6 separate regions of the Mus musculus genome follow, and all the other regions are linked to region 5. Evidence: chromatin loops called from intact Hi-C (ENCODE). Cell type or tissue: heart. All regions are shown on one strand. Links, peaks and the distances in the headings refer to the core of each region. The heading gives the core; the rest is flanking DNA. Region 1 overlaps Zfp663 (zinc finger protein 663). Region 2 overlaps Trp53rka (transformation related protein 53 regulating kinase A). Region 3 overlaps Slc35c2 (solute carrier family 35, member C2). Region 4 overlaps Cdh22 (cadherin 22). Region 5 has its middle 5.8 kb from the start of Slc12a5. Region 6 overlaps Cd40 (CD40 antigen).

What was found. Hi-C counts contacts between places; a loop is a spot of excess contacts. Peaks named below come from ENCODE experiments on the same cell type or tissue, not always from the same donor. Only the 100,000 strongest peaks of a DNase experiment are listed, where the experiment ranks them.
Region 1: it touches region 5 in a loop (4-fold over the local background); 8 of 42 quality-filtered maps call a loop at or near these places.
Region 2: a loop joins it to region 5, with 2.3 times the contacts of the local background. A loop is called at or near these places in 2 of 42 quality-filtered maps.
Region 3: it touches region 5 in a loop (3.0-fold over the local background); 17 of 42 quality-filtered maps call a loop at or near these places.
Region 4: a loop joins it to region 5, with 5 times the contacts of the local background. A loop is called at or near these places in 6 of 42 quality-filtered maps.
Region 6: it touches region 5 in a loop (6-fold over the local background); 12 of 42 quality-filtered maps call a loop at or near these places.

What each region holds. Positions count from the first base shown.
Region 1 is chr2:165,361,662-165,366,821 of GRCm38, reverse strand. It overlaps Zfp663 (zinc finger protein 663), which reads left to right. Exons shown (of 6, transcript NM_001379474.1): 2 at 4,658-4,873. Among named protein-coding and RNA genes, the nearest start is that of Gm29831, 2.9 kb to the left of the region's middle. In heart, for the core only: a CTCF peak has its summit at 2,284 (motif pointing left); no DNase peak of the experiment used is centred there; H3K4me3 peaks cover 395 bases; H3K27me3 peaks cover 2,471 bases.
Region 2 is chr2:165,484,958-165,490,117 of GRCm38, reverse strand. Trp53rka (transformation related protein 53 regulating kinase A) reads left to right here. Exons shown (of 2, transcript NM_001007581.1): 2 at 1-6. Among named protein-coding and RNA genes, the nearest start is that of Trp53rka, 5.8 kb to the left of the region's middle. In heart, for the core only: a CTCF peak has its summit at 2,755 (motif pointing right); DNase peaks (open chromatin) are centred at 2,698 and 3,092.
Region 3 is chr2:165,273,669-165,278,828 of GRCm38, reverse strand. It overlaps Slc35c2 (solute carrier family 35, member C2), which reads left to right. Exons shown (of 10, transcript NM_144893.2): 8 at 413-588; 9 at 1,248-1,377; 10 at 1,556-2,307. The coding sequence ends at 1,683. Among named protein-coding and RNA genes, the nearest start is that of Slc35c2, 12 kb to the left of the region's middle. In heart, for the core only: a CTCF peak has its summit at 2,696 (motif pointing right); a DNase peak (open chromatin) is centred at 2,726; H3K27me3 peaks cover 366 bases.
Region 4 is chr2:165,109,288-165,114,447 of GRCm38, reverse strand. It overlaps Cdh22 (cadherin 22), which reads left to right. Exons shown (of 12, transcript NM_174988.3): 12 at 1,755-2,941. The coding sequence ends at 2,290. Among named protein-coding and RNA genes, the nearest start is that of Gm36690, 6.2 kb to the right of the region's middle. In heart, for the core only: a CTCF peak has its summit at 2,058 (motif pointing right); a DNase peak (open chromatin) is centred at 2,137; H3K4me3 peaks cover 768 bases; H3K27ac peaks cover 456 bases; H3K27me3 peaks cover 3,896 bases.
Region 5 is chr2:164,959,638-164,964,797 of GRCm38, reverse strand. It overlaps a transcript of Slc12a5 not described here. Among named protein-coding and RNA genes, the nearest start is that of Slc12a5, 5.8 kb to the left of the region's middle. In heart, for the core only: a CTCF peak has its summit at 2,808; a DNase peak (open chromatin) is centred at 3,897; H3K4me3 peaks cover 1,223 bases; H3K27ac peaks cover 1,057 bases; H3K27me3 peaks cover 2,605 bases.
Region 6 is chr2:165,067,511-165,072,670 of GRCm38, reverse strand. It overlaps Cd40 (CD40 antigen), which reads right to left. Exons shown (of 9, transcript NM_011611.2): 7 at 2,956-3,042; 8 at 2,823-2,854; 9 at 1,017-1,949. The coding sequence ends at 1,758. Among named protein-coding and RNA genes, the nearest start is that of Cd40, 14 kb to the right of the region's middle. In heart, for the core only: a CTCF peak has its summit at 2,082 (motif pointing left); a DNase peak (open chromatin) is centred at 2,100; H3K4me3 peaks cover 437 bases; H3K27me3 peaks cover 2,470 bases.

The DNA.
Region 1 (5,160 bases), core at 562-4,561, 400 kb before region 5:
CCACTGTCCACATGTCTCAGTTAAGTCAAATCTCTTGAAACCAAACAAAACTCCTTTGGAGATACTGAAATGACAGATCTGACTTAAAGCACTGACCCCGTTGCCAGCAGCATAGATCCTTTGAGTTGGGATTTGAGAGATGGAATAGCACGCGCTGCTCTTGCTGAAGACCTGAGTTTGTTTCTGAGCGCCCGCATCAAGCAGCTCCAGTCACCCATAACTCCAGCTCCAGGGGACCTGATGTCTTCTGGGCTCCTGGGGCACTCCCACACATGTCCCCATATACACACATGCACAGAACAAGAAGGAAATTCTTTTTAAAAATTCGTAATTTGAGTTAGGGTGTTAAGGAGAGTTAAAGTCTATGTAGAAAGGTAAATGAACAGATATTTGCAACATCTTCATTATTTCACACAGACTAGGTTCAAGGACTCACACCTTTAACCTCAGCAACCTGGGATGAAGAGGTAGATGGAGCTCTGAGTTTGAAACCAGCCTGGTCTGTGTAGAGAGTTCTAGACCAGCCAGGGCAACACAGTGAGACCTAGTCTTAAAGCAAAACAAAACCTATAAATTGATTTACACCATTTATTACAGAAATACTCAAAACATACGAAAGTTGAAAATACTATAGTGAGAGACAGCTTTATTGTCTGTCGTCCCCCCCAACCCCAGCATGTATATAGTCATACATATGTACATGCATGTGTGCAGACATTCATACATGTATATGCACTTAAACACATATCCATATTCTTTCTCCTTCATCTTCCTTTATAAAATGTTTCTTTATTCATTTGTTTATTTTTGTACTGTTTGTTTGTTTGTTTGAAGCAGAGTTCTTCTGTGTAGCTCAGGCCGGGTTCCAATGTTACATCCTCCTGCCTCTGCCTCCTGAGTGCTGGAAACAGCTCTGAGTATACCGATACACTCAATTCTTAACAGTAAACCCCAGACATCAGGACACGCCAATGATCTGAGGCCTGACGTCATCCTGTGCTCTAACCATTTGCTTAGCCGGCTCTTTCCCAGCTTCACTCCGTGCTGTGCATGTTTGTTTGCTGTTAAATCCAAAGAGGCCCTGGTCACTGTGAAAGGCCAGCAAGAGGCCAGGGCTGGCTCCCTGGTAGAACGCTGCTTTCTCTGAGCTCCAGGTGTTGATTGTCCCCTCCCTGAGCCTTCATCTACCTGCCTTTCTGAAGAACTGGGTGACATCGTCTCCCACATGGTCATTTGTCAGCACATACAAGTGGATTTCTAGCAAGGCTCTGAGGACCTTGGTGGTTCTGTCCCTTCCCTCTCCCACTGCCTCTGCAACTCTCCCAGAACACAGGGACATGAACACAACTCGGGAGAATTGCCAGCTGGGTTCTTTGCATTTTTGGTACCTATGTTCCCTTTCAGTCAATCTGTAGCCATGGTCCCCTGTCAGTCATTCAGTAATATACTCACTTCCCTTGCATCATGATTTCACTGTCTGTTTCTCTTGCAGTGACGTCCCGTGGATGGTCACGGCTCTGGTGGGAATCCGCTTTATGCAAACCATCTGCACAATCTTCCCTTTCCACTCTAGCCTTCCCTTATAGAACACACATTCTAAGAGTTTGTAGCGTGCCGTCTAGCTACCGTAACAGTAGTAATCTTGAATTTGACATCCATTTTCTGGTAATCCTTGTATTCCTATTTAGGGCGCAGAATGACAAAGTTCTAATAGTTGATCAGTTGTGATACCATTATTTTTGACTTTATTTATTTATGTGGGGGGGGGGAGGAGCGTGTGCATACCACAGTGTTCCTGTGGACGATGGAGGAAAACGTGTGGAAGTTAGTTCTCTTCTCACCCTGTGGGTTATGGGGATCAAATTCAGGAGGTCAGGCTCGGGGACAAACTCCCTTTCCCACTGAGCCAGCTCACTGGCTCCATCTAGAGTATGATGTACAGTTTAGGGTTATGTGTCTTGTTCCAGTAGCCATTAACATCTCTCCCTGGAGTACCCCATATGATTCTGACAGCATTATTGAGCATACACTTATCACATCCTTTTCCTGAGAGCTACCGACAGTTAGATCATCTTTTCAGCTGAAATAATCCCAAGGCTGCACCTTAGCTGTTTGGTTATATGGCGCCCACCTCAAGCACAAGTTCTGAGAGCTAATTTTCACCTTTTCGTGTTCTAGCTTGCCCACATGCTAAGACTTTAAAATCTTGAGTTTTTGCTTCTTGGATGCCACTGGGAGCCGAGCCCCTCTTAGATGGCGAGGGAGTTTGAGGCGCCCTCTGCTGGCCGCTGGCTCTGGCGGCACAGCGCCGCCTGAGGAAGAGCAGGCGGTCTGCGTTCAGTGGTTGGTTTTATGGCCTCACCCGAGATGGCCACAGCCTGCATCAGCTGTCCTTCGGGGCATCGAGAGTTCTTGGGCTTGGTACCCACCATAGGTGGCTTTGTGTGAGACCGAAAGCATATTGCCTGCACACCCCTGGGGCACGACAGCGCTCGTGATCTTTCTGTCTGCCACCACTACCTGGCGATGAGTTTTGTTCTCTTTGGGATTCTGCTGAGTTTGGATGGAGGCAGAGAAACACACCGCATAGGGTTACTGCTCGTCTGTCCTCTGAACCTGGGTTGTCTGAAGTCCGGTGTACCGCTCAGTCCTATGACTAAGGGAATAGCGCACGGAGTCTGGGTCGAAGCCCTCTGACTACTGAGAAAGGCAGTCTGCAGTATCACGGGCACTGGGAGAGAACAAGTGGGTGGCACTGGTGACTTAGTGACTACATCCTCTTTCTCATTTGTCCTCTGGTGTCATATGTAACCAGGCCATCATGCCTGCCCACTTGGCTCCTGTCTGTCTTCACAGAGAGAAATCCCGCCCCCTTCCTGGGGACTCTCCAGGTCCCCCTGCACTTGATCTTCCCACCTTCCTCTCTGTCCTAGCCACTTGGGAATCCGACCCAAGCCACCCCTCCAGCCACAATGCCTCCACCCTTTCATGCTGTCTCCCCATTCTGAGCTTCCGTCTATGGCTGGCCACTAAGAGGGCCGTCCATCCGGCTTTCTGTTCTTTCGCTTTGGGGGGAGGGGCAGTGCACGTGCCACTGTGTGCAAATGCAGGTCAGAAGTCTCGGACTCCGTTCTCTCCTTCCAGCTTCTGGTTCTGGTTCTCAAGCTTGGAGACAAGTGTCTTGCCCACCGAGCCATCTCCCCGGCCCAACTTTATTTTCCTTCAATCTCTATTGTCCCCAGTATTGGTGAGTGAATCCAAGGCCTTATATACGGACTATACGCAGGCGCTCCGCCCCAGCCCTCTCAGCATGTATACAGCATGCTGCCTGCATGTATGCCTGCAGGCCAGAAGGGGGCACTAGATCCCATTATAGACAGTTATGAGCCACCATATTGGGTGCTGGGAATTGAACTTGGGACCTCTGGAAGATCACCCAGTGCTCTCTGAGCCATCTCTCCAGCCCCTCTCTTTGATGCTTACAGCCATTCCCATCTTCCCTGGCTTATCATCAGTTTCTCACTCACATTGCATTGGTTCTGCGGCCTGTGAGCCCCTTCCCCAGCTTGCTTTTCGGACCTTGATTCTCTCTTATTCTCATGTCACAGGTCTTTTCCGTCTTCTGTGCTGCAGCTACCCGGGTGGCTGTCTGCATTTGCTCTGCTACCTGGAGCTGAGGCTCCGCTCCTGATCTTTCCCATGGGATAGGGCCTGGCCTGAGGCCTTTCACGCGAGATGATGGGAGATGCCTTAGGATGTTGTCTTCAGACTGTATAGATTGAGACAGGGAGACAAACTCCAGGGGACCCCTCCTCTGACAGAGAGTGGGATTTACTATTCCCCCAGAATCACCCAGAAGAAAATCGTGCCGCATCAGGGCGCTCTGCACAGTGCCCAGCTCCTGACTGGCTCTGAAGGTCTCAGACTCCAGGGGACAGTACCCTGCGCATTCTAGGGAACGACCCTGAATATTAACCCTCAGGGCTGAGGATCTGCCCAGAAGTCTGGCAGTCTGTCTGCTGATCACAGCTCTGGTCAACCCCCAGCCTCTGCGCTTTCTAAGCTAAAAGGCCTTGCTGGGTTCTATAAGGAGATCTGAGGCGCTGCTCAGTCTGTGTCTGTGGGGTGGCAACAGGTGCCTGGGGTACCTGCCACCCACTCACTGTCTGCCAGAAACTAATAGAAATTTCTGACATGCCCACAGCCCGGCCCTGTGCTCCTCTGTGAGGACAACAAGCCTGGGACGCCCTTGCTTCTCTCTCAAGACGCAAGAGCAGAAGAGCGAGCTGTGTGACACAAACCCTAGAAAGCCACTCATTCTTGGGCTTGTCATTTCTGAGCACCACTGCAGACCCAAAGCCCTGCTTCCAGTCCCTTCTTGGGCCTCAGGGCCTATGAGTTTTCTGTACTGGTTACTACTGCCTCTGCTTCTCCAATCTTCCGGTTCTTTGTGGACAATTCCCTCCTTGCAGTTTTGGATACTGCTGAGATATGTAGGCATAATTTTTTTTGCAACTTACTTTTAGTAAGAGTTCAGTCTCTCCAATAGCCCACCACCCAGCAGAGGTCGTGGAAGAGAAAAATTGTTAAGATCTGGGGGAAGTGGACCTGTTCAGCTGTAGTTCTTTGGGGACGAACTTGATCTTCTTGGGTTCAGTCCTGTAGCAAATACCAAATACGACTCAGCCGCTGCAGACCAGCAGATACCAGGCATGAACCAGCAGCTACAGACCAGTCCTTTCTGCAGGAAGATACCAGGCACCAACCAGCAGCTGTAGGTCAATCCTGAAGAAACTGCCAGGCTTCCTAACCGGCCTAAGGCAAGGCTGCAGAAGCAGCAAGCTGCCGCAGGAGCCTCACAAGCAGTTCTCGGGTGAGTGTCTCTCAGTGGTGGTGTTAGCATAAGTTGAGCTCAACAGCACTATGTAAGGTCTTCACTAAAGACATGTACCAATACATGCGTGACTTTAGTGAAGAATAGCGAGACAGAACAAATCAAACCGATGCTCAGTGCTCGTCCCCCATTGTCCGTGGGGTCGTATTTATACTCCTTCATCAAGAGTGTCTGTGGGTGGGGTCATATTTATACTCACTCCTTCATCAAGGGTCCTCTCGCATGTCTGCTCTATCCAAACATCGTTTCACGTGTGTCTGCTTCAG
Region 2 (5,160 bases), core at 710-4,709, 520 kb before region 5:
AAAGAACAGTTTTCGGAGACCTGGAACACTGAGTTTTTGCTGCTCTGTAGCCATAGGTCGTGAAGCTCATGTGGGTAGAGAAGGGAGCTGGGTTGTCTCTCAGCAGAGATGGTGAGGGAGCGTGTGATGAGGTTGATAATCTGGGTGGACTGAGTCTGAAAACTGAGTTCTAACAGGACCAGGACTGTTCCATTCACCACAGCTGCTGCCACCTGAGTGGCCTGCTGTGACAGATGGCCAGGAGAGGGTGAAGATGTCCCTTCCCAGGTGGATGTCACTAGTACAGATTAATATTGCCTGCTTTGCTCAGTGTATGCCAGGTTCTGTGCCAGGAGTTTTCATAGCCAGCAATAAAGCAGTCCTTGGGATGTCTTCACTGTGAGTGGTGGGCTGTACAAGGAGCTGGCCTAGGTCTCACGGGGAGCAAGAGATGCCCTCTCAGGACTCCAGAGCCAGCGCTCTTTCCATGAGTTTCAGTGCTTTTGTGAAATGTTCAAAACTATCTCAAGCATGTCTCAGCCTCCCGGTACTGAGTTTGCATGTGTGAGCCACCATACCCTACTGACCCGACAAGAACTGAAGCATCCAATATGACTGACTTTATAAGACACCGATTTGTATAACATTTTCAATGACTTCTAAGGGCCAGGGGAGCCGGCGTTACCATCAACATAATGGAGAAGGCCTACCCTCAGTTTCCTCACGTACAGAAAGGACAGTTAGTTGCCTGAGGAGATGACTGTCTGATACACACATACATTAGATCCCTAGTGTTCACAGTGCTGGCCCTGACACTCAAGAGGAGCAGGGAACCGTGCTTTGCCTGTAGGACAGAATGCATGACCGTCTTGTGTCGAGGGAAGGTGTAAAGCAAACCCGAGGTTCTGGAGCCTAGGGAGGGATTCTAGGGCCGCATGGTCATGCGAAGTTGGTGAAAAGTCCTGGGGGACAAGGCCAGTTCCACAATGCAGAAAATGGGTGAGGAGGCTGGGGAAGGCCAGTTCATGCAGGGTCCCCTATCAAGATGGTTTCCTTTGTAAGCCTCCTAGGATTTTCAGCGGTAAAAGTTTTATCCTTTTGTGGGTGCGTTGGTTGCTGGCATACAAAGAGCTGTGGGGAAGAGAGGAAGCGAGACACTTGATATCCACGGGCTGCTACTACATCCACCCTTTGGTGACAGTGGCTGGGGAGGAAGCAGCAGTGGGCATGCAGTGAAGTCCCTGGTCTGGGTGGACTTGGTGAGGTGTGGCCTATTGGTAGCAGTAGCACTGAGGGCACATCTTTGCAGGTACGAGAGAGATGATGAGCCTAGTAACGCCCCCCAGCAGGAGTGTTACCCATCTGCACCCAGTCCTTGCCTGTGATGGGAAGGGAGCTTGCCAGGGATGGAGTCTCACAAAGGGCACAGGGGACCTTTGCAGCTCCAGGTCCTCAGTCTATGTGAGAGCAAGAAGTGTTTTGCTAGGATGAGACAATAGCTCTGGCAACTTGGTGCAAAGCCCAGTCCATTAGGGAAATATGTCCTAGGGCCACTGGAAATGGTGGCTGGGACTCATACCCCAGGTTTGACACTACCAGCCCAGTTGAGAATCACTAAGATCTTTGCACATATGAAAGCATGTTACAGGAGGTAGCAGGTGCAGAGAAATGGAGCAGGGCTTAAAGTCTGAGTCTGGATAGGGCTAGGGAAGTAAAACACAACACGGATACATGCCCAGCCCTGAGAGGACCCTGGCCACTCTCTCCTCTACTGTAACTACATTTGCAAGCAGTCCGTGGGGCCATGAGTAGTGAATGGTGTGTGCCTCAAAGGTATGCTGGTAAGTACAAGATGAGCAGGCCATGTCCACAGAACACTACTGTACAGGACAGGGAAGCCCTCCCCCCTTGTGAAGGTGGGGGTGGGGTGTGAGATGTGACATCAAAAGTAAGAGCTGATTCTGCTACTGAGCTTTACAAAAAGAGGCAGCTAAGAGCTGATGTGAGCCATGCTTTGCCAATTTGATTTTTAAGAGAATATATATACATATACACATGTATATTAGGGTTTTACTGCTGTAAAGAGACATCATGACCAAGGCAGCTCTCATAAGAACAACATTTAATTGGGGCTGGCTTACAGGTTCAGAGGTTCAGTCCATTATCATCAATGTGTGAACATGGCAGCATCCAGGCAGGCATGGTGCAGGAGGAGCTGAGAGTTCTACATCTTCATCTGAAGGCTGCTAGCAGAATACTGATTTCCAGGCAGCTAGGATGAGGGTCTTAAAGCCCACTCCCATAGTGACACACCTACTCCAGCAAGGCCACACCTTCTAAAAGTACTACTCTATGGGCCGAGCATATACAAGCCATCACATACATACATACATACGTGTGTGTGTGTGTGTGTGTGTGTGTGTGTGTGTGTGTGTGTGTGTGTGTGTGTGTGTGTGTGTTTTAGCAGACTTGGAACTTGTTATTAAGGAGATCAGGCTGTCCTCAAACACAGATTAACCTGCCTCTGTCTCCCATGTGCTGGTCTGAGTTCAAGGCATGCATCACCATGCCTGGCTCCCAATTTTATTTTTAAAGGTTAAATTATCTGTCCTAGCTAGTGAGGGTTTCAGCACTTGATTGACCCTGCACTCAGGCCAGCACCTCACTGCCTTCCCAGTCACAGTGTTGCTGTCCCCCCAGCCCTGATGGAGCAGCCCCTCACCAGCAGCTAAAGTCTGATTCAAGGCATCTGACACCAAGGCAGTGTCTGCCTTGTGCCACCAGAGGTCGCCTGTCACCGTCACTCTGGGACAGGTAGAGGTGGAGAAAAGCTTTCCTGTCCCTCTCTCCCCTCCTCCCTCCCTCCCTCATTTCCTTCTCTCCTGCCCAGCTTGCCATTCTCTCCCCTTCTTGAGCCTGCTCCTCAGCTCACAGCGAGTGGACGCCACTTCTGGCTTCCACCCTGGCAGACACTTCAGTGACCACTCAGTACCACACGTGAGGCAGATTGCTCTTTCTGCCCCAACCTCTCACCCATCCTCTTCGCTTGGCCCTCCCGTAGGTGTTGGGTGAGCACTTTGGCTGGACCACGGGGCATTCCCAGCAATGGGGAAATCCCATTGTCTGTCCTGGGGCCCTGACTAGTGCTGAACACTAGGACTTCCTCCTGGGGCTTCCTGCTGCCTGGCTCTGCATTCCTCCAGACTCAGCAGGCAGAGGGACACACTTTGGAAAAAAAATTTTTTTAAATTTACATGTACCACTGCATGTAGAGCCTGTGGGAGTTGACACTCCTTCCACCATGTGCATCCTTGCTATTGAACTTGGGTTTTCAGACTTGGCAGCAGGCAGGTTAACCTGTCGGACCATCTTGCTGGACCCTTTTCAACGCCGTGCTACTCCAATGTGTGGAAGTTCGCTGGCTTTTTATCCATGTCTCTCTGCTTGTAGCTGCGGGCCTGGAGCCCCTCCTGTACCTCTGTCCTCATCTGGAAAGAGGGCAGGCTGGGTGCCCCCTGTGGTGCTGCTGTAAGCAGTCTTGGCTCAGGTCCCAGGAGGCAGACCCTGAGTCAAGCTGTACAGGAGGTAATGGGAGAGAGAGGCTTGCAGAGGCAAGAGATGAGCCAGGAGATGGGCCAGCAACCCTCAGCCAGCCCCAAAGCTATGCAGCCAGATGGCTGTCAGAAATGTCCCATGATGGGACAGGGTGGCCAGGCCTTTGGTATCCCACATCACAGAGTCTCCAGTGGGCCTCCCTGAGGTGGAGCAGGGGCATGGGCAAGGAGACCCATGCCCCCATGCTTGACAGCCAGAAGCTGCTGTCCCTCCCTGAAACTCCAGTCCTTCCTTGAAGGGGAGCTGAGTCACAGAGCACTACAGACACAGATGTCACCATTCAGGTGGGACATGGCCACAAGGCTAGGCACACCACAGTGAGCAAGCACTGTCATGAAGCCATTCAAGTGGTATTGTTTATGGAGACTGAAGACAGGCTGTGGCAGCCCACTGTAGACTGAGTAACGAGGCTAGTTCCTGCTTCCCTCGTTGCCAGAGAATCTGCATTTCTAACTGAGGAAAAGCAAGGGATGCCAAGAGGAAAGCTAGAAGTGCATGCTGGGAAGGCAGGAGACAGCTTTCGATATGTTCCAGATGACAGAGTTGAGTCAGCTTTCCTCTTGACAACCTACAGAGTCAACCCCATTGCTACTGCACAACACACCATGTGTCTAGGAATTCATTAGGAGAGGTTCAGGCTAGTTTTTTTTTAACTTTCTTTTTTATTTTCTTATATTCAGAATCTAGATTTTATTTATTTTATGTATATGAGTACACTGAGACGCCAGAAGAGGACATCGGATTCCATTACAGATGGCTGTGAGCCATCATGTGGTTGCTGGGAATTGAACTCAGGACCTCTGGAAGAGCAGTCGGTGCTCTTAACCACTGAGCCATCTCTCCAACCAGGCTAGTTCTTGATAGAGGAGTTCTATGTGAAGCACCAGGGCAAAGATGCCTTCTTTGGGAGATTTGTCCCTGATAGGAGAGTGGAATGAGAACTTTCTCCCTGTCCAAACCCCCAACACACACCCCTTAACAATTTCTACTTTTATTATTTATTTTGGAGGGTCAGGGTGTGAGACAAGGTGTTACCATGTAGCTCTGGCTGTCTTGGAACTCATTGTTAGCAGACACTGGCCTTGAACCCATAGAGATCTGCCTGCCTCTGCCTCCTCAATGCTGGAATCAAAAGTATGTGTCACCAAGCCTGGCAACAGTTCCTGCTTTTTAAACGTGGTGATGTCTGGCAGCTCAGCAGCCTTCTTGAGGCCACGAGGCCACAGCAAAGGTAAGGAGTCAAGAAGAGAGAGGAAAATGATGGTGTGCCGAGGCAGGTGGGGAAGGAACTTGTCCTCTGCCATTTGGCTTTATCCCAGCCCTGTTCCCTGTCTCACAGCACATGCAAGTAGGCCTCTGCTTACTACTCACTGAAAGGGCCACTGTGGCTACCTGAAGTCCAAAGAATATGAGCCCGAGAAGATAACTTACAGGCCTGAGGGGCCACCTTGTCTCCAGCACCTGCTGCCTTGCTTGGTCATGTAGGGATTTTGGGAAACATGGACTTGCCCACTTAGCTCAAGGTAGGGGCAGTGAAAGACCATTCCAGACCCATCTTGCGCTCAG
Region 3 (5,160 bases), core at 708-4,707, 310 kb before region 5:
TAAGGCTCTGTGTGTGTGTGTGTGTGTGTGTGTGTGTGTGTGTATACACGTGTACATGTATACTGACATGCACGTCATCTAACATGCATGTCATCTAAAGGTGAGGGCCCTACATCTGTACATTTTGTATCTGTATACAGTCAGCCTCCACCAGAGTCCACAGGTACAATTCCTCCTGTTCTGATAATGGACACGCATTGCCCTGGGCTCTGTAGTAGCCACCTTGGTCCCTGAGTCTCAGGCCATCTGTGGGGGACTATTTCAAAGCCCCCCTTCTTTCTCCTACCTCAGATAATCAGCTAGCCGCACTCCCCACCCCGCGATACCATGCTGAAGAAACATGGTAGCTGTTGAGTAGGGCCAGGAGGGCTGCGCAGGCCCCAGCCTCCCACTCTCCCCTTGCTGCTTTCAGGTCTCCACTTGTCCACCTCTGAGAAGATCTTCCGCTTCCAGGACACAGGGCTGCTCCTGTGGGTGCTTGGGAGCCTCCTCCTCGGTGGGATTCTGGCCTTCGGTTTGGGCTTCTCCGAGTTCCTCCTGGTCTCCAGAACGTCAAGCCTCACACTCTCCATCGCTGGCATCTTTAAGGTACACACTGGGCAGCCACCCCAGACCTGCCCTGGAAGGAGCCCCCTGAGGGATGCAGGATGTGATGTCATTGTCCCCTGTGGAGCTGAGCCAGTGTCACTTCTCACCAGCACGTAGCTCTGAGGACGCAGGCCAGGCCTCACACCGCCAGGCCTGCAGTGGGCCTACCTTGGGCCTGACTGGCAGCTTGAGTTACATGGCAGTAGCCTGGAGCACTGAATGCTGATCTGTGCAGAGTCCCAGCACTGAGGGCTGGGTGCACAGGTCATGTCTATGGAGGAGCCTGGTCAGGTAGACCCCATGCCGGAGCAGTGACACCCAAAGCAAACATTTGGGTGTTAAGCATCTTCTAGCTCTGATGAGGAGAGACCTGTCTTAACGCCATGCTGAGAGCTGTCCATCTGTGGGTGCCTAGCAACAGCCGACTCCCTTACTGTTGGGGGCACGTGTGCCGCAGTCTGGGGGTTGGTTGGCATTCAGTTTTTGCTGAGAGGCATGCATCTCAGTAACAACAGGTCTGCAGGCTGGTGGTCTGGGTACAGAGGTCCCCACCTCTGCCTGTCACACCAAGTGGTCTGGCTTTGGCCTCAGTGTACACAGAGCCCCGCCTTCCTGGCCACAGAGTCAGCTTCTGACCCATGGTCTGCCTTTACCCACAGGAAGTCTGCACCCTGCTGTTGGCAGCTCACCTGCTGGGCGACCAGATCAGCCTCCTGAACTGGCTGGGCTTTGCCCTCTGCCTCTCTGGCATCTCCCTGCATGTGGCCCTCAAGGCTCTACATTCCAGAGGTACTGTGGCCTCCTCCCCATGGCTTAGTGTTACTGACTGCCCCTCCCACCATCTAGCCACCAATTGCCAGCTGTTGCTGTAGCTCATGTGCCAGGTGGTGCTACCACCCTGGGAGGATATAAGGGCCATCCCCAGAGAAGTTTACTAGGTCAGTAACTGTGACGTGTCTACCCCAAGGTGATGGTGGCCCCAAGCCCCTGAAGAGCCTGGGCTCCAGCGCTGACCTGGAACTGCTGCTCCGGAGTAGCCAGCAGGAGGAAGAGGACGGGGAAGAGGAATATTTTGTGACCCAGGGACAACAGTGACCAGCCCAGGAGCAGCAAAGCAGGCCACTCTGTGGTCATCCCTGCTGGCAGATCTTGGCCAGGTCCAGCAGCCCAGCCGGTTTCTCAGAGCCGCTGCAAGTGGTGGCCTCAGAGCTTCCTGCAAGGACTCTGAGCCTCCGGCTCTTCCCTGTGGAGCTTGGTCCCAAAAAGCGAATGCCAGGCTCACATAGGACCTGAGCTGTCAGTGAAGGGAGCCAGTGGCCTGTCTCCACCATTGTTCTGGTTCTGAGAGCCAAGGTGAACGTGAGAGATGAGGTAGTCTCTCAGATTCGGACTGTGGGGTATCAGGAAAGGAGTCATGGAGAGACTAGGCCTCATCACCTGGACTGCAGCTTCCTCAGAGAGTAGATTTATTTATAGTTGAAATAATGATTTCCTCTCCACAGCCCAGTGTTGCCTAAGGCATGAGAGCAGGGAGAGCCCTGGGGCCTGGCCTCTCCTCCGTTCCCTGCCTGGGGCCTTGTCCTCCGCTCCGCCTTCTGTAGCCCATGCTCCTGTTTGTGCCCCAGGCCCCATCCTTGGGGCCACACCATGGACCCACCGCAGGAAATAAATGAGTGTTTGCTCAGTACCAGCCTCTGGAGACTACCAGTGCCTCAGCCCAGATTTGCATTCCGGCTCTGCCTTGTACTGTGTGACCTTAAGCGGATAACTTAGTTTCTCTGTGCTGTAGGTTGTGTGTCTGCTTTTTAAAGGCGTAATCCCTTTTTAAAAAGGGAATAATGTCTAGCTCAGGCTTTCTGGAAAATGTTACAGATTCAGTGTTATATATTCTTAAAGTACTGTCAAGAACCAAGAGACCAAGACTTAGAAAAAGAAGAATTTACCGGCTCTGGGCCAACTTGTGCCCTTCTCTAAGGTCATGCCACAGGGCTGAGCCCTCTTGTGGCCTGACACCGTCCTCGGGGCTGGTTCTCCTCTGCCTTGGCCCAGGTGCTGCTGGCCCAGGAGGCTTGACCGGAGACGTGCTTCAGGCACTCACAGCAGGTGGCGCCATTTGCCTACACTGTGGTTCCAGCCCTGCCTGCTGCCACCCCTGCCCAAACCCTGGCAGCAGAGGGTGCCTGACTGTGCGGTGATGTCTGTGTGGCTTTGGGCAAAGACCCAGGAGGGGCTCTGAGTGGAATTGGAGCGACTCGAGCTGCATTGGCTATGCCCAGAACATGAGCCGGACTCCAAACTTGTAGAGGGGACAAATAGTAAATATTTCCATTGAGGGCCATATGGTGTCTGTTGCAACTTGAAGCAGGAAAGAAGCCTTGCATGGCACAGACACAAAGGGGGTGTGGCTACATCCCAGTAAAATCTGGTTTCCAAAATGAGTTCTTGCCCACCCCTGCTGTAGAGGGATCCCTGTGAGTTTAGAGTCTGGCGGGGAGACTGAGGCCCAGGAGCAGCCAACCTCAAAGGGACTGGAACTATGATCAGCTTTGAGACCTGATTCCCTGCCAACCCCCACACTCCAGAGAGCTACCTTATCCGGCCCCTGCCTGTCTTGGGTTCTGCGAGCTCAGAGGGCAGGATTATAGAATGCTCTTGTTCCAACTCAATGATGTGGGAAGAGACAGGCCAGGAGGGGCTGAGGTGGCTGCCTATGAGGGAGAGAGCCGCACACAGCCCGCTGGCTCAGGTGGATGAGAGCTTCCTGTCTGCTCTGCCCCGCCCCCCTCTCCAGGACACAATCTGGCACTGCTGTCTGGTGCAGTAATTACAGGGTGCGGAGTGGGTCCTCACCGCTCACATGTTGGGTTCAATGACAGCCCCTCACTTAGCAGCAATTACCAGCCAGGCCTAGAGGAGGCCTCCCTTTCCTCCTCCCCCACCCGGCCCACCCAGTTGCCTGGCCTCCTGGTCTAGACTGTCCACCCTCAGCCCTGAGCCCTCCAACCACCCATGCTGTCTGCAGCCACTGCATCTTGGGGGCTGCAGCATCACCATGGCAACTCAGCGTTTGCCCAGGTTGAAGGAAGCTGAGGATGTGACTGGTCTCTCTGAGGCTGTACAGTTGTCCCCAGCTCCAGGGCTGCTGCAGCAGCGGAAGGGGGGCGGAGGGGGGGGGTTGACCTAGGTCTGGGTTTTAAGTGCTTATGTGCCCACCACCTCTCCCAGGAGCCCACAGTGGGAGGAAGGTTAATGACCCCAATATACTAGGACGTTTGTGGTTGGTGTGCTGACAAGAACAAGCCAGGGGTTTGCTGAGAGCCTGGTATACCTGCATCTTTAATTCTGGTACCCTCTCTACCCTTGGGGCTCAGGGGATCATCTCCATCTGTTTTTTCCTGTGCTGTAAAGATCCCGGTGGCCTGAGAGGAGTTGCCTGGAGCCAGGAGAATTTGCCCCATGGTACCTGCCAGCATCCTATTGCAAAAGCCCTGAGGATGGAGGATCCTGGATCATCCTTCCAGGGGAAGCCATCCAGGGAGTGTTGGCCACGTGGCAGACAGCTGCACTTGAAGGCAGAGTCCTTTGTCCTAGCCCAGGGAAAGCGAGCAGGGGTGGGGAGGACAGGGGCCACTCTCTGACCCTCCATATAAGTTATTTAATGCCAGGTGGCCCGGTCCAGCTAGAATTTGTGGACCTATTTCAACTTGGCTGAGGAAACGAACCTCACAGAGGCCGAGGATCTAGACGTCCTCCATTTTTCTCTGCCCCAGTGGGCATGTTGCTGATTACACACACACACCCACCCCACACATACCCAAGTCTGTTTCTTTACCCATAAATGGGATAGCGCTATCTCCTGAGCAACTGTGGAGACAGAGAGATGTATGGAAATCCACTCACAGTGCTGGACACACAGTTATTAGCAGTCGGTATCCAGATTGAGGAAGCCACAACCTACCCAGGTGACAAGGAAGAGGAGTCCCCACATTTAGGGGTTACAGCCAAGAGCCTCTTAACGGGTGTTCCTTTCATGGAGGAATTTCCAGGAGTGGAGTGATGGCACTGTAGGCAAAAAAAAAAAAAGTGCTTGCCACTAAGCCAGAAACTTGAGTTTGATCCCTGGGCCCCACATGGAGGAAGGAGACAGCATCTCCACAGATTGTCCTCTGACTACCATAGTGTGGGGCATTACTCATACATACCCCTCCCTAAGTGCTATAAAAATGGGATTTTTTGTTTGTTTGTTTGTTTGTTTTAAGTGTGAATAGTGCTAGTTGTAATTTTGAAATAATTTGTTCAGTAAAACAGGCAGGTTCCCATCCCCCACTGCCAGCCATGAGTTGCCAGTCCAACCTCTGCCTGCCCGCTAGCCACACAGCCCTGACATCAGCCAGGCCCCTTCCCCCAGCATCAGAGCAACCAATGAGCTTGCCTGCTGTTCCCATGGTTATTTACAGTTTCGTTGGCAACTCCAGGCCCTGGCATCTGGTGGCAGGGCCATCCCTTTCTCTTAGTGTCTGAGAAGATCTCTCCTGCTGGGGACCAGGAAACCCATCAGAATGCATTCAGGAA
Region 4 (5,160 bases), core at 462-4,461, 150 kb before region 5:
TTACCACTGAGCAAAGTTGTTTGTTTGTTTCTTTAATTCTTTCTTGGGGCTTAAGAGATGGCTCAGCAGTTAAGAACACTGACTACTCTTCCAGAAGACCCGAGTTCAATTCCCAGCACACACGTGGCAGCTCACACCCATCTGTAGCTCCAGTTGCAGGGGATCTGGTTCCTCTTCTGGCCTCCATGAGCGTTGAGCACATACGTGGTACAGAGACATACAGGCAGGCAAAACACCCACACGCACAAAATAAAATGAAATTTAAAATTATTATTGATTTCATACATGTATACAATGTATCTTGATCGTGGCCACCCCCAGGCCCCCAGACCTTTCCTACGTGTATCCTTCCCACCTCAGGTCCTCTTTGTGTCTTCTTTATAGCTCACGGAGTTCCACTAGCGCTGCCAGAGCGTGCACCAGAGCGAGGCCATACACTGGAGCGTGGCTGTGTACTGGGCGTGGTTAGCCCACCAGTGGCCACACCCCTGAATAAAAATGACTCCTTTCAGTTTCCACCAATCAGCCAATGACTTTAGGGTTGAGGGTGGGACCTTGTTGGCCCCTCCCCTATCCTTGCCGGGCTATTGACTGGCTTGACCGTGTGGAGCTCTTCACAGAGCTGTGGGTCCAGAAGCCTGCATTCCCCGGCACCCCTCCCCGCCCTCCAGCTCTGACATTCTTCTTTGCCCCCTTTCCATCACATTCTCTGGGCCTTGGTGGAGGGAGGGGGGTAGTGGGAAAGAGAAAGATTATTTTAACTTTAAACGTATGGAGTTTGAGGTTCTCTTGGTCAACCGAGGGGACTGGAAGTTGAATGTACCTGGATTTCAGGGGTGAAAGATGCTGGAGTTATTGGCGGAGGGAAGCTAAAGCCACGGCGTGCAGAAGAGTGCCAAAAGAGGGAATGTTATAAGGGAGTAGGTCCTTGGGAGCTGGGGAAGCAGGAAGGAGAACCTGGCTGGATGACAGAATACAGTGTTAGGAAGGAGGGAGGAGGAGGAGGAGAGAAACAGGAAGTCCTGAAGGCAGATGAAGAAAGACAGAAGCACAGAGAGTAGGTCATTCATTCACTACCCCCCTCAGTTGGGTCTCCAGGCAACTCTTCATTCATTCATTCATTCATTCATTCACTCCATTCAGCAAGCACACATCCCGTGCTTTTCCATGCCAGGCATGAGGCTAGGGAGACATTTTCCAGGCCCCAGAGGATATTCACTGGGGTTAACTTGGCAAGACCCAGCCTGTGGCTGAGATAAGAAAAGGGAAGTCCCAGAGGCAGATCTAGGACCCACTGAGGACCCACAGTTGTCAAGGATTCCCTGCAGCTGCTACTGGTGACGAGGCCACACCGAGAACCAATGGAATCCTTCCCGTGGGGACCTGGAGTGGGGTCGCCTGGGTAGAAATCTCACAGAGAGAACCCTGAGGGTCCTGATCTGAGACAAGAAATAGGAAGCACAGACGTCCGGGGGGGGGGAGGGGCGACGGGGGACAGAGGAGGGCAGGGACAGAGGGTTTCGTCCTTCTTGGGCCTGGTGCCTTCACCCTTCCAGCGCCTAGAACTGAGGATGGAGACTCAAGGGTTAATTCTGGCCCTCAAATTGGGTGACAATCCTTAGCACCGCTCTGCATCACTGAAGCTCAGCCGTCAGGTTGGGGGCTGGAGGGGGGTCCAGGCAGTACCCTACGCTGGGCTCAGCCCTCACTCTGTGTCCCTATGTCTCCTATCCCACCCCACCCCACCCCCACAGTTCTTGCTCTGCTGATCCTCACTCTCAGGCGGCACCACAAGAGCCATCTGAGCTCAGACGTGGATGAAGACATGCGGGACAATGTGATCAAATACAACGACGAGGGCGGCGGCGAGCAGGACACCGAGGCCTATGACATGTCAGCGCTACGGAGCCTCTACGATTTTGGGGAGCTCAAGGGTGGCGACCCGGGCGGGGGCGCGGCCAGTCCCCCGCAGGCTGCTTCCTCTTCTGAGCGCCACTCGCTGCCTCGGGGGCCGTCGAGCCCCGAGCCGGACTTCTCGGTGTTCAGGGACTTCATCAGCCGCAAGGTGGCGCTGGCGGACGCGGACCTATCGGTGCCTCCCTACGACGCCTTCCAGACCTACGCGTTCGAGGGCGCGGGCTCGCCGGCCGCCTCGCTCAGCTCGCTGCACAGCGGCTCGACCGGCTCGGAGCAGGACTTCGCCTTTCTCCGCGCCTGGGGCCCGCGCTTCCGACCGCTGGCCGCGCTCTACGCCGGCCACCGCGGGGACGACGAGGCCCCGGCCTCCTAGCCCCAGCCTGCCCAGTCGGGCAGCGCAGCCCGACGGGAGGGGATCTGCAGGGTCCCTGCTCCGCGACACGTTCCCAGGGGTGTATCTTGCGGAAGACTCAGGGGCGCGGCAGTGATGACCAATGTCAGGAAAAAGGAGGGGAACCTGGCCTGTGCGGATCTGGGGTTGGACAGGACCACGGTAGGGGAACCCGGCTCTGGGAAAGGACAATGGGAGGGGAAAGCAGAGGAGGGCGCTGCTGCCATGCCCACCCCAAGGCTTTCTGGCATCCAATTAAAGATGAAGGAAGGGCTGGTCATTTACTAAGCACCTACTGTGTGCTGAGAGCTACCTGGAGACCAACTGCATTGTTGGAAAAGCTATGAGGTGGAGTCTTGAAGGTGTCAGATGGGGAAGCTCCCCCAGAGAAGTGGATGTGACTTGCTCAGGGACACCCAGGCAGCAAGTGGTGGAGCCTCTGGCACTGACCGGCTGTCTGGCCTTGGGCACGTCATGTCATTTCTCTGGGCCTCAGTTTCCTCATCTGTCAAATGAGGTTGATAACAGCACCTACCTCGAAGATTTGAGAGGATCAAAAGGGTTCATGTGTCAAGTTGTTGGGCGGTGCCTGGCACAGAGTAGGTGTTCAATAAATGCTCGCCTTTGTTACAACCGTTATCCTTGTGGTTACTAGCGGCTGTGTGACTGACCCCACGTGACTGCGCTCACTCCCTCACCCCAGAACCAATCAGCCTCCTCCCAACATTTCCAAGGAGACAAGAACTGGTCCCAGCTGTCAGGCCCTGGTCCTCCTCTGAGTGGGAAGTAGATGTGCCCAGCGATTATAGAATCTTTCTGCCCCTCAGGCTACATCAGAATAAGCCCCCCAGCAAGAATGCTCAGACAGGATGAGCCTGGGAGGAGAAGAATCCTCAGCGGTGACATCGCGTCTCTGTTGTGGGACCTGGAGTCTTTCCCTCCGTAGCAGTGTTTCTCAACCCTCCTAATGCTGCGACCTTTTAATACATGTTGTGGTGACCCCCAACCATAAAATTATTTTCGTTGCTGCTTCATAACTGTAATTTTGCTACTGTTATGAATCATAGTGTAAATATCTGATATGCGATCCCTGTACAGGTTGTGACCCACAGGCTGAAAACTGCTGCTTTATAGACTCCAGTGTAAGTCTCTCCTGCAATGGGTATAGATAGCGGCACAGACCTGTGATCTCAGAACTTGGGAGGCTGAGGCAGAAGGATTGCCACGAGTTTGAGGTCTGCCTAGATTACTTAGTGAAATCCAGGCCAGTCAGAACTACACGGGAAACAATGTCTCAAAAAAACAAACAAAACAAAAAAACAAAAAAACAAGGGTGGGGATGTGTGGCTCCCTGGGTAGAGCATTGCCTGTGGTGCACAGAGCCCCGGGTTCCATCCCAAGCACTGCACAGGTGGACCGCCATGATAGACTCCTCTTGTCACAGTGCTTAAGAAGGAAAGACAAGAGGATCAGAAGTTCAAAGACACCTTCAGCTACTTCATGAACGGGAGGACAGTCTAGGCTACCTGGGAGTCTGGAGGACAATGGCTGCCTTCCATCTTCCATCCTAGGCTCTTTGGGAAGAATCAGTGACTCCACACGAACTGGGATGAATCCCAGCTCTTCATAGCTGGCCACCACCTCAGTTTGTTTAGCTGTGAAGTGGGTGCTCAGTCCAATCCCAGTGTCTCCCTGGCATGTACAAAGTGTTCAGTAAATGCTGCTTGGCCCTTCCTTGTCTGTCACCCTCCCAAGGAACTCCCACTCCTTCTCTCCATGTCACCAAGGTCCATAGAAATGGTCTAGAGGCAGCCTGTGTGCCCTGAGTGCCACCATGCCCTACTTCAGAGACAAGGAAATAGGCTCACAGCAAAGGCATGCCCCCAGCTACAGATATATCTAGTTAGCTTGTTGTTGTTGTTGTTGTGTGTACACATTTGTGTGTGTGTGTGTGCCACATCCCATGTGGAAAGAGCAAAGCTTTGGGGAGTTGGTTCTCCTCTTCCATAGTTGGTTTGAGGACCCAACTCAGGTGGCCAAGCAGTTTTACCCAGTGAGTCATCTTGCTGGCCCCAGAAAGTAGTTTCTGCTTTCTAGGAGCTCAAGACCCAGGAGACAAAGACAGGAATCATTCTAACCACAGCTTTGAGAAAGCAGGCTGAGCAGAACAAGACACACACACACACACACACATACACACACATACATACACACACACACACACACACACACACACACACATGTGCCCAGTACAGGAAGAAGCCTGGATAATTCCTGGGGCCTGCTGCATCTTGAAGCATGACCTTGAGATTGATGAGGTGGGCCAGCATGCGGGGGCATCCCAAGGGGCTACACTAGCATCTGCAAAGGCTGGGTTGGGTAGGTTGCAGCATGAGGCTGTTTCCCACAAGGAGGGTGATCCCCCCGAGCTGACTCACCATGAGGAGGAGGAGGAGGAGGAGGAGGAGGAGGAGGAGGAGGAGGAGGAGGAGGAGGCAGGGAAGGCTATGGAAAGATCTTGAGGTCTGGACTAAGGAGCCTTCGGCTTTGCTCACTTTGAATGGTAAGGATGCTCAGACGACAGGAGCCTGAATTCACACCCAGCTCATGTGCTCACATCAAACCACCTAGGGCACTGGGAAGGAATTCAGAAGGCCACCTTTGTCTTACAATCAAGGCTCTGCAGACATTTAGCCCATCTGCTGAGGATCACTAAGGTGGCTGATGGCAGGTGAGGTAGGGGACATGGGAGTCACACTCTTCCTACAAGGGACCCTTAACCCCTAACTACTGTAGCGAATACAGCATATGAACATCTGGGGACCCAGACAACGTAGAATCACCTCCCACCC
Region 5 (5,160 bases), core at 344-4,343:
ACACACAGGGCTTGCCGCAGAGCACGTCAACCACCACCGTCTCCGTGGCAACCGGGGGCTTAATTAACAGGCTGCAGCCCCGTCACCATGGCAACAGCACCCCAACAGCCCCCTATTCCCCTGCAGACTCAGCCTATCTTCCCAATTTCCCAATCTGGACCCCTTCTCGAGTAACTGAGCCCTCCCCTCACCCCGTCTGGGAAAGCTGGGGCCTGCAGATAGCTCTGGTTCATTGAGAAGAGAGGAGGGGAGAGAGGGGGATGTGAAATAGAGGGAGGGGGAAGGGAGAGAGAGAGGAGAGAGAGAGAGAGAGAGAGAGAGAGAGAGAGAGAGAGAGAGAGAGAGAGAGACCTGTCGCCATGGCAACTGCAGCCCTGTTCATAACCAGTTTGTTGTCATGGAGATTCCTAGGGCTCACCTTGGGCTGAGGTGGGCAGTGAGGTTCTGAGTCTTGATTGAAACTGAAGAAACCAATTGGGCAGAGGTATCCAGCACCTCTCTCTCTCTCTCTCTCTCACACACACACACACACACACACACACACACACACACACACACACACACACACCATCATTCTTCCCAATTTACAGATAGAGAGACTGAAACATGAGATCTGAGTCCTAGGGAGCCCCACCCTTAAAGATCACCCAAACCTCTCCCTTGATTTTTCTGTTGTCTGCTTGGAGGGTTTGGTTTGGTTGGACTTGGAACCAGGGTCTTTATTACCAAGGGCTGGACTGCCTTAGGCACCTGGGATTACAGGTGGGACTACCACCACAAACTCACCATCACTACTATTATTGGAGGAAGGACTCTTTCTACTCTATGCTACAGACAGGTAAACTGAGGCCCAGGGAGAGAAAGCAGTGTGTCTGAGATGATACCATAGAGCTTGGCCCAGAGCATGTGGAGCCCATCTTACGGTCTTGCTTCATCCCTCCTCCATAAAGGCACACCCCAATTTCTGTGAGCCTGGCCAGCCCCAGGGTTCCTTTCCATTGTCCAGGCTCCCCTGAAAAGTCAAAGCAGGGGGTGTAAGTGAAAGGATATGGGCTTGGCTCAGAGATGCAAGACTTTGTCCCATTTCTACTTCTGTCCCAGGAGGTCACCATCAACCTTCCTTCCCTGGACCCAGAGAGGCAGCTGAAGCATGTGAGTATATATAGTCCAGGGTTAATGGTGCACTCAAGGCTCAGCCGCTCACCTGCCCTCTTCATTCCTGGAGGCCATATAGCAGGTGACACGCCAAGGGGCAAATCCTATCTCCTGGGCCCACTGTAAAACAGGATGCTCACAACACGTGTGGTTTGCCAAGCTCTCCCCATTGGCACTCCCGGCCTTATACATGCTGTCACCGCTCCCGTTGGGCCTGGAGACAGAGGTGGGGAGAGCATCTCTTTGGGCTGCTGACTGACTGACTCTTATGTCTAAAGACTGACACAAAAGCAGCTGTGGAAAAGATAGCAGATGCTAAGTCCCCCGGGGAGTGTTCATCTAATTCTCAGTTCAGTGACCTTCATGCGGGATGTGCTTGAGGTCATCTGAGGGCTTGAGTGGTAAGGAAGTCACCCAAATCATGGCAAAAGGGGACTCTGAGTGACCTCAAGGATGCAAACAGGGAAACAGACACACTGCCATGGCTGTCACACACACTGGCAGGACAGTGTGTCATGTAAGAACTCACTGAGTACCTGACAGGCCACGCAAGCTGCCGAGAGATAGTCACATCAAGACATGCGCACACAGCCCCAACCACAGGCACACAACGTTCCACACACTTCCCACATACAATTTGGACAGTCAAATTCCAGGTCTATATTTTACTTCAGTGGTGCAGGTGTTTGGAGGGTGTAAAACGGAAAAACTGAGCCATCACCTTGGGACACGAGTCCCCAACATCTTATTCCCTGGCCAAGGTCTGAGGAACAGGAGGAGAGGTGGCAAACATGGAGGAGACGGAGAAGATTTAGAGCCACATACTCTGATGAGCACTGGTCACTCACTGCTAGGCTTTGGGCCTAGAATTGAGAACACAGAGAGAAAGAGACACGGCCTCTGTCTTTAATGTGCTTGAACCAGCATCCTCTGGAAATGTGCTCTGATGGACAGGCTGAAGGGGAATGATGGCCTCTTCCTGGGAGCAAGGGAAAGTGAAAGGGATAGCAGAAGCAGTGGGACGAGAGCTAGAACTTACAGAATGAGCTGGAGTTTTCCCAGCTTGTGGAAGTGGGGCAGGGTGGGGGTGGGGTAAGCAGGATGAGACATACCAGATGCAGATGAAGAAGGAAACTGAACGACAGGCTGAAGGGTTTGGCCTTTATCCGATAGTGATGGACATCTTAGTGTGGGATGGGTAGACCTGGCTGGCCGCCGGGAGAGCAGAGAGGAGGCTGTGGCCCTGGATGTGTGAGCAACATTACAGGCTTGGACCAGGAGGGTGGGTGGTGACCAAAGAGGAGAAATGTAACAGAACTCTGGATCAGTTTTGAAGGTCAGTGGCCAAATCACGAGAAACGATTGGATTTGATGAGAAGAGAAAACAGTGATGAGGTATTGAAATTTTTGATTCTGAGCCGTTTGATGAGCCATTTTTTTTAAAGGAGAAACAAGGGAAGTGACAGCAAAGAGGGAGAGCAGGAAGAACCCCGAGTGTTCACAATCCGTGAGGTGGTTGGGTCACCTGACTGGAACCTGCGGGAGTCCAGACCTGGAGTTGTCCATACCTTGAGGAACCATCTGAAGGAAACCCCCCAAAACAGGCTTGTTAGCTCCAGGCAATGCGAGCTCACCCGCGGCTCATGAGCGACCCCTAGCGACCAGGGAACTAACTCTCTCTCTCTCTCTCTCTCTCTCTCTCTCTCTCTCTCATCTTTTCCCGGCCTTGGGGCCGCTCCAAGCCTATTCGACCCTCTCTCCTTCCAAAGGAGAATGGCACAGAGCTAGGACGAGGGGAAAACCCTGGAAGTGACCCTTGCAGAGGGGATTGTTTCTGTAACCAGGATGTCACTTCTTTTCAGAGAGCCAGAAGGATCCCTTGGCCCTCTCCAGTGTAGCTGAGTGTGACTTCATTACAAGATCACTGAACTCTGCACCCCCATCTCCAGCTCAGCTAGCTCCTCCCTCAGACGGAGATGAATGCCCAAGGACTGGGACTGGGTCCTTTGACATCCTTCCCAGACCTAACTGCCTACGATTCAAACTAATTTCCCTGTCTGCGGTCTCCTTTAGGGGATACCCAGGCATTCCGACTCTCTAAGAAGAGACAGAAGACTAGAGAATCCGCTGGGCATCAAGGATCCGTTAACGTAGCTTCTGCCTCAGCGACCCCACCCACCCAACCTGGTCCTCCTTTGATCCTCCCAGCCCAATCCGTTCTGTTTGGCCCCCCAAATCGACCTAGGCCTGCTTCACCGCAGCTCTGGACACCCCAATCTCATAGTCCCCGCTCCTTGGTCCCACTCCCTCTCCTCAAGGTCCCCACCTCCTTAATGCTTGGGCCTACTTCCCTCCAGACCCAGACCCAGGCCCTCAGCCTCCAGCTCGCCCCTTCCTCCCTAGCCCCTGCCCAGGCTCTTTTCCTGACCCTACTTGCTCCCCTGTGGCCCCGCCCACCAGGATCCGGTCACGCCCCCTCGCCCTTCCCTCTAGGGCGCCCCAAGTCCTTGGGGCCGCACTACTGTCCGCTCCCTGCAGCCCCCTCGCCCAACCCAGGCCCCGCCCCACTCTGCAGTGGCCCCGCCCTCTCGCCCCGCCCCCAGCTGTCCCGCCCCCCCCCCCCCCCCCGCGGCCTCTACCTTTGACGTCTTCCCTCGGGAGCCGGCGGGGATCGGCCACCGAATGCCGGCGGGACTCTGGGTCAGCGGAGGCGGCGGACGCTGCGGGGGGCAGCGAGGTGACCGTGAACCTGCGGCTCATGGCGCGCGGGGCGGCGGGATCGCACAAGTGGCCGCAGCCGGGCTGCTGGAGCGCCAAGAGCTTCCCCGCCTGCCGCGCGCCGCGCCGGGTCCTAGTGCCCGCTGTGCCCAACCTCCCCAATCTGGCCACTTCTCCTTGTGGCCCCGGACTCTGAGTTTCACCAGAAGAGCCCCTGAGGAGCCCACCCATATATGAGTCATTTCTCACGGAGGACTTCCCCACCTCTGCTAGGTTCTCCTGAACACCTGGGCTCGTTCACTCAGCACAAGTTGATGGATCACTGTTATAGGCAACAGAGACCTCTGCCCGTACAGTAGTGACCATTAACTGCTTACTTGCCTTCCTGATTCTCATGTTCTAAGGAGGACACCAGAGGAAGTGTGTGAGCAAATAGGTAGATATGAGACTATGCCATATCTGAAGAAGGAAAATTGGGGCCACTGATGAGGAGAACTAGAGAGTGACCCGAGAGAAGGGGTCCCAGAAAGCATAAGACTTGAGCTAAGATCTCACTTGTAATGAGAACTAACGACGCAAAGGTCTCTGGGAAGAAGAACTCAGCAGAAGCAGCAGCAAATACGTGGGTCTAGAGATAGAGCTCGGTAGAGGGATGCTTGCCTGGCAGGCACAGGACCCTGAGTTTAAGCCTAGGCATTCTCGAGTAACAAGGACAAAGGCCTGGGGTGAGAAGGAACCTGGACGGTTCACGAACCAGTAAGGATGGCCACTGTGTCTGCATTGAGTGAATGTGATAGACATGAGAAAGACAGAGCAATCAACCTCTTGAAGGCTGTGCGTGCTGCTTGTTTTTTGTTTGTTTTTTTTAAAGATGTATTTATTATATGTAAGTACACTGTAGTTGTCTTCAGACACTCCAGCAGAGAGCGCCAGATCTCATAACAGATGGTTGTGAGCCACCATGTGGTTGCTGGGAATTGAACTCAGGACCTTTGGAAGAGCTGTCAGTGCTCTTAACCGCTGAGCCATCTCTCCAGCCCCGTGCGTGCTAGTTTTATTTCAACGTGGCAAAAACTAGAGTCATTTTAGAATCGGGAAATCCAACTGAGAAAATGCCTTCACCAGATTGGTCTGTAGACAAAGCTGTGGGTCGTTTTCTTGAGTGGTACCACCCCTGTGCGGGTGGTCCTGGGTGCTATATGAAAGCAGGCTGAGCAAGCCATGAGGCGCTAGCCAGTAAGCAGTGTTCCTTCATGGCCTCTGCTTCAGTTCTGGCCTCCAGGTTCC
Region 6 (5,160 bases), core at 358-4,357, 110 kb before region 5:
TCATGGTATCTTAGCTTTCCTTCCATATCTATACATACTGTATTCAAATATAATATGCAGCCTGCTTACATACTGTCATATCGTATATAAAAACTGTTTGAAGGATGTGTGGCTTTGTGTGTATGGTTCGGGTTGTTGGGAGAAGTTGTTGCTCTTTAATGTTTGTTTTTGAGACAGTATCATTGTGATGGTTTGTAAATGCTAGGCCCAGGGAGTGGCACTATTAGGATGTGTGGCCTTGTTGGAGTAGGTGTGTCACTGTGGGTGTGGGCTTTAAGACCCTCACCCTAGCTGTCTGGAAGTCAGCTTCAGCCTAGCAGCCTTCAGATGAAGATATAGAACTCTCAGGTCCTCCTGCACCATGCCTGCCTGGATGCTGCCATGTTCCTGCCTTGAGGATAATGGACTGAACCTCTGAACCTGTAAGCCAGCCCCAATTAAATGTTGTCCTTTTAAGAGTTGCCTTGCTCATGGTGTCTGTTTACAGCAATAAAACCCCAACTAAGACAATCATGTAGCCCAGGCTGACCTTGAGTTAACTATATATCCAAGGCTAGCCTTGAACTCCTAGTCCTCTTCCTCCTGAGTGCTAGGGTTACAGGCATGCACCACTGTTGAGGTTTGATCTTGCTCTGTATTGTAATGGGTTTGTGGCCCCAAGACCTGGAGTCTGTACTGTAGACAACCCCCCCAAGTGACCCCAAGTTATTTCTGATTGGTAAATAAAGATGCCAGCAGCCAATAGCTAGACAGAAGAGACATAGGTGGGGCTTAGTATTCCTGGGCTTGGCGTTAGAAGAGAACCAAGAGAGAGAAGAGGTGAATGGAGGAAAGAGAAGCCACCATGGATTAGGAGAGTTTAAGAGAACATGGACCTGGGGCTGGCCAATAGGAGATAAGAGCAGCCCCGATGAAACATAGTAAGTAGTAAGTAATAACTGGGGGTTATCAATAGGAAAGTAGATTCAAATAGCATACAGGGTAGGCAGGTGCCCAGTTCTTGTGCTGTTTAAGGCTTATTGTAAATATAAAGGTTGAGTGTGTCTTTTATTCAAGAACTAAATGGTAACACACAGGTAGAAACCCCAGGGCGGGATTAAATAATTTCTACAATACACCACCACATCCATTTTAGGATATGTGCACATGTGCACACACGGGGTACATTACCACAGAGCACACATGGAGGTCAAATGACAACCCTCTGGATTTGGTTCTCTCCCTTTTACCATGAAGTCCCAGGGATCAAAATCAGGTAACCGGGTTTGGGCAGCAAGCTCCTTTACTCACAAAAGCCATCTTACCTGCCTTGGAATGTGTTTTAAAAGCTATTTCTCTACCCATCATTCTACTACCTGTTTTCTGCCCCACCTGCTAGAGTTTCTGAGATGTCATTGTATAAATAATTACAGATTTATTTAGCCAGTACCCTGCTGATGGGCAACCAGGTGCCCTCTAGCAGCACAAGCTGTGGGCCACGGACTCCTGTGTCCATGACTCCTTACAGTGAACGCCGCAGCAAGACGACTCTGGGTCCTGCACTGCTGCACTTGGTAGGTATCACTGTGGACCCCCGATGCCCGAGCTCTCCCTCCATCCTTAAAAAGCAAGTTGAGAAATGATAGGGGGCAGGCATGAGAGTTAGCTGCACTGGGCTCTGTCTTGGCTCATCTCAAACTTCAAAGGTCAGCAAGCAGTCCTCAGAGCCAGGCCCCTGCTCCCGAGCCGAGCCATCGCCTCCAAAGCAGTTCCAGGGTTCAGACCAGGGGCCTCAAGGCTATGCTGTCTGTCACCTGCCGCTCCTGCACTGAGATGCGACTCTCTTTACCATCCTCCTGTGTGACAGGCTGACACCCGTGCAGCGTCTCCTGCACTGGAGCAGCGGTGTTATGACCGGGATAATCTTCCATCTCCTGGGGATCTTGCCGTCGAGCCGCAGGGGGTAAGATCTGGGGAGTCAAGGTATAAGGTCCAATGTCACCTCTAGCCACAGAGCCACCCTGCCTCTGAGGAATAGAATCCCTCCTTCAAGTCCTTTCCAATGGGGTGGGAGGATGGGGGTGTACCAAAACTGATTTCTTGGATGCCTTCTGCCCCCTGCTGGACACATGAAATTTGGCAGGAAATTTCCAGAGCCACTGCAGACCAGCAGGAGAAACTGCCCCTTTGGTTCCACCTACTGGCCCCTGAAGGCGGGATCCACCCACCCCCACCCCCCACCCCCACCCCCCGCCGCCGACTCCCATCCCCAGCATTCAAGGCTGGAGGAAAGCACAGCCAGAGTTTCTCTGCCAGTGGTGCCCAGCTCTGCCCTAAGGGGAAGTAGTTGAGTAGGAGGAAGCGATGGAGACTGAGAGCAGGGCTGGGTGGGGGTGCGAGTAGCCCACCTATATGTTCCAGGGAACGGACCCTAAACCTGTTTGGGCATGTGTGTGCGCGCATGTGCGCGCGCGGAGTGTGGCGTGGTATTGGGTGTATGCTCATGGCGTAGAGGGTCCACACACCCATGTACACATTATTAGAGGCTAGAGGTCAACATCTTGTGTCTTCTTGCACTCTTAACCCTTATTTTCCGAGTCAGGGTTTCTCTTGGAACCTGGAGTAGCCCATGGTTGGCTAGCAAGCTCCTAAGATCCCTGTGTCCATCCTCCCCCCCTCTCCCCGCCCCCACCAGCGTGGGTGTAATGGGCCTTTTCCATGGGTCCACACTCAAGGATCCAATACAAGCTCTCTGCTTACTGAGTCTGTCTCCCTACGCCGTGAGCCTCCCTCCCTGCCCACCAGTCACTCTTTCCAGCATCTCTCCCTCAGGGATGGCTTACCTCATTATCCTTTGGTTTCTTGACCACCTTTTCTAGTGAGAAGAAGAAGGGGTGTGGGACATTGCGAGGGTGAGTCAGGAGGCTGGTTCGACAGGGCTGAACCCTCCCTCCCTTTCCTCTCCTGAGCACTCACTGATATAGAGAAACACCCCGAAAATGGTGATGAGGATGCCCATCACGACAGGAATGACCAGCAGGGCTCGCATCCGGGACTTTAAACCTGGAGAAACAGACTTGAGTGGACCCCACTGGCAGATGCTCCCACTGGCGGGTGCTCCCAATGGAGTGTGCTCCCACTGGCAGGTGCTCTCACTGGCAGGTGCTCCCACTCCTTGCCCAAAGCATCTGTACACTCCCAGAATCCAGGTCAGAGCTTTTAAGCAGTAGCATTGTGGGTAATGTGGTCACTAGGGGAACTTTTAAAACGCTTTATGGTATTTGCCAGTGTTTATAAATTGAGAGAGTCCATCTTTGTGTGGTGGTGGGGTACGGTGTATGTGGGCCTGGTATGTGTTTAGATGTGTGCATCTGTGCACACATGCAGAGGCCAAAGGAGGGTGCTGGTGTCCTGATCCACCATATTGCACCTTCTGCTGAGACAGAGTCTCTTGAGCCTGGAGCTAGTCTGGGAGGCAACACCCTACAATTCTCCTTCTAGTGCCACCCCCCTACACATGGTATTAAGGTCACAGTCACATGTGGTGTGGCCACACCTAGCTCATGCTTGCATAGTAAATACTCCTACCCTTTGAGCAGTCTCTAGCTCTGGGAGATTGCAGTTGGAATGAGAAGCCCCCAGTGAGCCAACTTCCCATCTGGTGTGTTCGTCAGCTGTGTCTTGAAGGGACAGCCTGCCTGCCTGCTTTACCCCTCCCTACACTAGCCCCCAAATTGTTACATCTGCTATGGAAGTATGGCGGAGAGAAACAAAGTATCTCTGTGTCTGCACTGCTATTCTAAGTGACAAATGAAAAGACCAAAAGGCAGGTACTCTTAGAGGCAAGGGGTGTGTATACACACACACACACACACACACACACACACTGTCATGAAGGTAAGTCTTCTTTGAGACAGGGTCTCACTAAGTGGTTCAGGCTGGCCTTAAACTTGGGGCTCTCATGCCTGTACCACCACACCCAGCTCATGGGTCGGGAGGCAGACACCAGTGAAACAAACACAGGTCCATAGGTGGCTACCTGGCTTTTAGATAAACTTGTATTGGAACCAGGGCCAAGGTTAGGATGAAGAAGGTAGGCAGGGTCTCGAGTCTGGCAAGGTCAGCTCTTACTTTTTAAAGATTTATTTATTATTATATGTAAGTACACTGTAGCTGACTTCAGACACACCAGAAGAGGGCATCAGATCTCATTATGGGTGGTTGTGAGCCACCATGTGGTTGCTGGGATTTGAACTCAGGACCTCTGGAAGAGCAGTCAGTGCTCTTACCCGCTGAGCCATCTCGCCAGCCCAGCTCTTACTTAATTTAAAATTTTGCTATGTTGTGCATCAACATGTTTTTTGGTTTCAGATTTATTAAAAGTGTTTTTGGTTTTTCTAGCATCATCTCAAAATGTTTTCTCTTGCTTACTGTCCCTTCTCGATGTCTTCTTAAATGTTACACATGAACTCAAGTGCTTTTCACACTCCATCCACTCACGCCTTTCCAAGACAAAAAGGCAATCTTGAGAAAAAGCAAAGAGACTGCACTTTTATTTTCTTTTTTACTTTGTGGCACTGGTCTAACCCAGGACCTCACATATCCTGGACAAGTGTGGGGGTCTAACCCAGGACCTCACATATACTAGGCAAGTGTGGGGGTCTAACCCAGGACCTCATATATCCTGGACAAGTGTGGGGGTCTAACCCAGGACCTTACATATGCTAGGCAAGTGTGGGGGTCTAACCCAGGACCTCACATATGCTAGGCAAGTGTGGGGGTCTAACCCAGGACCTCAGCATGCTGGACAACTGCTCCACCACTGAGCCCCACCCCCAGCTATCTTCTTACTTTTTTTTTTAATGTCTTTTAATTTGTATCTATTTTTATTTATGTATATCAGAAAGTGCTAGAGGTATGTACGTGCATCATGTATGTGCCTAGCGCCAGCAGAGATATCAGATCACCAGGAGCTGGAGTCATGGACAGTTTTATACTGCAATGACATGGGCTCAGGAAACTGAACCCAGGTCCTCTGTCAGAACAGCAAGTGCCACCTCCCCAGCCCTAGAAACATATTTAAACTTTTATTTATCACTATTGTGGGTGTGCATGTACATGATGTGTGTATGATGTGTGCACATGATGGGTGCACATGATATGTGTGTATGATGTGTGTGC